Regions from separate parts of the Homo sapiens genome. Here region 1 is linked to region 2. A link is an interaction called in ENCODE POLR2A ChIA-PET data of the cell type or tissue named here. Cell type or tissue: Panc1. All regions are shown on one strand.

Region 1 (2,500 bases), 49 kb after region 2:
CCTTTTCTGATTTTTTTGTTAGCCAGTATAATTAACACATCATAAAGATTACTTAAATATCTTGGTTTTAAAAATTTGTCTCTCCCACTAGAATGTAAGCTTCTGTAAGCAGGAATTTTGTATATTTTGTTTACTGGTATTTCTCCAGTGCCTGGAAAAGTTCCTGCCATGTAGTTAGCACTCAATATTTGCCAATTAAATGAATTAAAGCATCAATTATAGACCTCAGTTTGCCCTTGGATATTTTACAACTTTGTAACAAATTTCAAGAACTTTTCTTTGAAAGGAAAAGCTATGATCTTTTATCCTGACTTTCTGCCATGTGAAGAAATCTTTTTATACAACTTTAGATCTATGAGGACTCAGGCCGACTTTGCCTGCACTCTTTCTAAAAAGAGAGTCCACCACCTCACCAGCTAGCCTGGTTGGAAAAATCTATGGGCTAGAAAAAGCTGCCTTTTATTGAACCAAGATGTTCTTGAACGTCTTGGTTTACTGAACCAAGACCAGTTGCATACACTGATCCACTCCACTGCCCCCTCTCAGAACAAATTTACTGCCCTGTTGACACAGTGTATTGTGATCCCTCTGTCCCTTGTCTTCTACAGGTTAAATAACCCCAGTTTCTTTATCGGTTTCTGCTATGATATAGTTTGCTGTCTCCTCACCATTCTTGCTGCCCTCCTCCGGACGTGGCAGCTCACCTAAATGAAGGTCCCCAAAAGTGGGCATATGACTAGGTCTGACCCGCACAGAATACAATGGGGCTCTTTCCCTGTGATTGTGACCCTCTGGTATGTCATAAAGACAGTGTTGGATGTGTGGTGGTAGCCTCACTGCCTTGAGACAGGGTTTGCTTGGGCTGATCGGGGGTGGAGGCAGGAGGAGTCATGGATAGTTTTGGGGTCTAGGTGCATTTGTGGCAGTGGTATGAGGTGGTAAGACAAAGAGGGGGTCAATGACATGAACAGTATGCCACACAATGTAAGAGATCGGGAAAAGCGGTGAGGGAGGAGGCCCTGCAGGGTTACTAGCATTTCATCTTGGGTGTGGAGGAAGAGGTAGGGGTCTCAGTTCATGGAAACTCTGATTAGGGGTCACTCTAGCAGCCTGAGAAGTTTCCCGAGGTGCTCTGGGGAAGTCATCTGACCACATTTTCCCATCACGCCACTAGATGGAGCATTGGGATAGAGGATGTGAAGTGGGGTTCCTGGGATTTGTGCAGAAGAAAACCTGACATCCAGTTCTTGAGCAAGTTGCTTAACTCTGCACACCATTTTCATCTGTAACATAATATCTACCTTAGAGGATTCTTGGGCACAGCCTGTGAGCTAAGAGATACAAAAGTGCTTGTAAGCTGTGAAGGGCTACGAAAAAGATAACTAGTTTTGCTATTTTGTTTTAAAAGAGATAGGCGGGTTATAGAGCAAAAAGCGCTTTCTTGGCCTGTTTTCTGAAAGAGCACTGGGTCTTCCACCAGTTCAACCCACAGATGGCCCCTGGCCTAGGGTGGCCCAACCTCCCAAAGTCTGGGATTGGAGGCGACACACCTGAAAATGGGGATGACGTAATTGTTTGGGAAGATGCCGACTCGCCCGGTGACCAAGGAGACGCCCCTGAGCCAGCCGTCCTGGCACTTCCCCAGGACCCTGACGCCTTCTCCCTTTTGCAGGTCCAGCTCATCGGGTCCATGGGCTGAGTAGGAGTGCAGGGCTACAAACCTGGGAAGACACAGAGAACTGGTGAGGGAGGAAGGAAGACGTGCCTGATGGGGGGCATGGAGTGGGGGAATGGTGGAGAGAGACTGCCCAGTGGTTAGCAATAAGAACCTTCTTGGTCGAGCGGGTGCGGTGGTTCTCACCTCTAATCCCAGCAGTTCGGGAGGCCAAGGCAGGTGGATCACCTGAGGTCAGGAGTTCGAGACCAGCCTGGCCAACATGGTGAAATACCATCTCTACTAAAAATACAAAAAATTAGCTGTGACTGAAGTCCACACAGGAATCAGGCAGGTAATATCCAAGTATGAGTCAGGGGGTAAAGACAATCAGGACTGATGAGGCTGTGGAGGTGGGAATAGCTACCTGATCAAAGGCATTCAGGAAACAATCCATTGGTTTGCCAGATTCAGGGATCACCAGTATATGGCCTCCAGGCATCTCAGACATCAGGAAGTCCCTCCAGACTCCAAGGACTGTGAGACATTGGAGCGTTTTATCAAAGGGAATGGGGGAGTGTTCTCTACAAGGTTTTTTTTGTTTTGTTTTTTCTTTCTAAAATGCTATATTTATTTTTTGCTGTTTACTAAACAACATGTATTTATGACCCAACATTTTGAATCTAAAGCAAGACAATAGAAATTGCTCAATACCCAATCTCCCAGTGATGTTGTGGTATATAATCTTCCAGTCTCTTTCTACTTTTGTAAAATAATGAGCTAAGAGTGATGTGGTTTGCTAATTTGTGTTGTCTTTTTTTTTTTTTGAGACAGGGTCTCACTCTG
Region 2 (2,500 bases):
TGTCTTGATTCTCACTGACATTGAGACTAAATATGTTCCAAACATCCCTACCTCTTATTCTCCTATTTTTCTACTTTTTGCCGTCTCTCTTGCGTTGACATCGCCACCTAGCTAGTGGGAGACTACTGCAGTCACCATCATTAGTGTCCAAATCTACTGGTATCAGGTTTCAGAATGGCATGAGTGCTTAAAAATTACCTGAAAGGCTTGTTTTAATATTAATTTCTGTACCTCATTCTTGGAAACCTGTGCAGTTGGTCCGAGGGAAGGCTTGGGAATTTCTTTTTTTAACAAGCTAATGTGCTATCATCTTTGGGAAGGTGTAGACATGATCCGTATTGGTGGGATGAAAAAGAGATGTGGATCTTAATAAGATCCACAATGCAACTTATACTATAATACCATGAAATTCCATTGGCTTTATTGCCAGAAATCAGAGGTAATGGGCTCCACAGCTGTTTCCAAGATGCCCCCAGGATGTTGTCTTAAGGGTAGTTAGGAATGTTCTGCTTTGGCCTCCAGGCCATGTGTCCCAGGTGCTGAATTTTGGCAACTATTACTGCAACAACTTTTTTTTTTTTTTTTTTTTTTTTGAGACGGAGTCTTGCTCTGTCACCCAGGCTGGGGTGCAGTGGCGTGATCTCAGCTCGCTGCAACCTCTGCCTCCTGAGTTCAAGCGATTCTCCCGCCTCAGCCTCCTGAATAGCTGTGACTACAAGTGCACACCACCACGCCCAGCTAATTTTTGTATTTTTAGTAGAGATGGGGTTTCACCATGTTGGTCAGGCGGTCTTGAACTCCTGACCTCATGATCCACCCACCTCAGGCTCCCAAAGTGCTGGGATTACAGGCATGAGCCGCCGCACCCTACTGCAGCAACTGTTATAGGAAGAAATGCTGCTGTCTCTTATTTTGTCTCAACTATGAGGCAGGCTCTTTCTTTAATTCTTCATAGCACATCAGAAAACAGGTGCAAAATCTTAATGAGGCTTGCTGAAAGAGAAGCACAAAACAGAATAATTACCACACTGCACAGGCTCAGATTCATTCTAGGGCCCTTCTACCCCACTCTTGACCCACCCCTTCTATGAGGCCAAGTGCAACTTACCCTTCACTATGGAAATCACTCCAGACATCCCCATGGTTGAAATTCAGGCACAACTGATTTTCATCCTCAGAAAGAGAAGTTTTTCCTTACCTCGCTTTTGAAGCCCAGCCACCAGGTTTTCATTTTCTAATTCAGAATGATTGATGATAGGAATATTCATCCCTTTCTGGGAAAATCAACCCAAAGTATACTTTGTGGCACCACTAGGTCAATCATACAGTAATTTGATATCAAGACATATTCTGAAGTCTGGGCAATTCACTTAAATGATACCCATGTCAACTTCAACAGCCTAGTCCAGGTTTCAGTCTGCCCACTCAGTCCAGTTCCTTCTCAGTATCACTTCAGCAAAGGTTCAAAATCCTTGGGATGCAGCTCACTCAGAGTTACTTTGTCACACATCCCCTGGGCACAGTAAACGAATCAGATGTCCTTCAATAGACACAATAATCTCATGAGGTAGTTTTTTCATCAGAACCAACGGAAAGCAGAGAGGTAAAGTCATTTAACCAAGGTCAAGCCTCCAGGAATGCCTGGATTTGAACTGAGGCCTCGATTCCAAATTTGTGAATTTAACTATTTGAAACACTGAGGAAGTAGACTGGACATTGAGCTTGAATTTGTGTGTCAGGATTTAGAACAATAATTCCATTAATAGAGATGAGGCAAAAAGCCAGAAGAGAAGGTATGATGGAGGGGGAGGAGGGAGGGAGATGGCAAAGTCGATTTGGGCTATGAGCCCCTTGGCATCATTGGGTCCCTATCTCTTCTTTATGGTTCTGACTTGGCTTAATGGTTATTGTTCTGAAACACCTTTGTTTCCAAGTTAATCATCATCCTTGACTCTCCAGAGGCCATGTACCAGCCAGCGCTGTGGTGAAGCAGCCTGTTCGGGGAGCCAGTGGCAGGACGACAATCACAGCAATTGTCCAGACTGGCGGGGGCTGGAGCACCGGTCTCTTCAGTGTCTGCAGAGATAGGAGAATTTGTAAGTTTTTCCTCCTTATTTAAGTTCCTCCTTACTATTTTCTTTTCCAGGACATCAGTGAGTGGAAAACCTACAGCAGGCACAAGGACAGAAATTAAATGTTTTCAGAATAACTGGACTAATCTTTCAGTGACTCAAATGTACTCCTTGTCTGGAAAAATCTTGCTTTTCAGAGATATGGATGTTTTATAGAATAAGTGGTGCCTTCAAAGATTTCTAAATGACAGACTCCACTGTTGGCAAAGTGCACAAAATGAGCTTTCTTATCCACTGCTGGTGGGAGTGTAAATTGGTACAACTCTTCTGGGGGATGGTTTAGCAATCCATATAGAAAGAACCTCAGCTGTTGCATAGCTTTTGACCCAGTAATTACATTTTTAGGAGTTTAAGGAAATAAATCATGT

Evidence for each region. Peaks named below come from ENCODE experiments on the same cell type or tissue, not always from the same donor. Only the 100,000 strongest peaks of a DNase experiment are listed, where the experiment ranks them.
Region 1: POLR2A ChIA-PET joins it to region 2 with 11 read pairs; 2 of 35 experiments call an interaction of 5 or more read pairs at or near these places.

What each region holds. Positions count from the first base shown.
Region 1 is chr5:146,048,296-146,050,795 of GRCh38, reverse strand. SH3RF2 (SH3 domain containing ring finger 2) reads right to left here. Exons shown (of 10, transcript NM_152550.4): 7 at 1,551-1,721. All of the region lies in intron 1 of LOC107986458 (a long non-coding RNA gene), which reads left to right. Among named protein-coding and RNA genes, the nearest start is that of PLAC8L1, 56 kb to the left of the region's middle. RefSeq lists an enhancer at 1,623-2,123. In Panc1, CTCF peaks have their summits at 918 and 1,171 (motif pointing right); a DNase peak (open chromatin) is centred at 1,225; H3K27ac peaks cover 291 bases.
Region 2 is chr5:146,097,752-146,100,251 of GRCh38, reverse strand. It overlaps PLAC8L1 (PLAC8 like 1), which reads left to right. Exons shown (of 4, transcript NM_001029869.3): 2 at 1,960-2,096. Among named protein-coding and RNA genes, the nearest start is that of PLAC8L1, 6.6 kb to the left of the region's middle. In Panc1, a CTCF peak has its summit at 75; no DNase peak of the experiment used is centred here.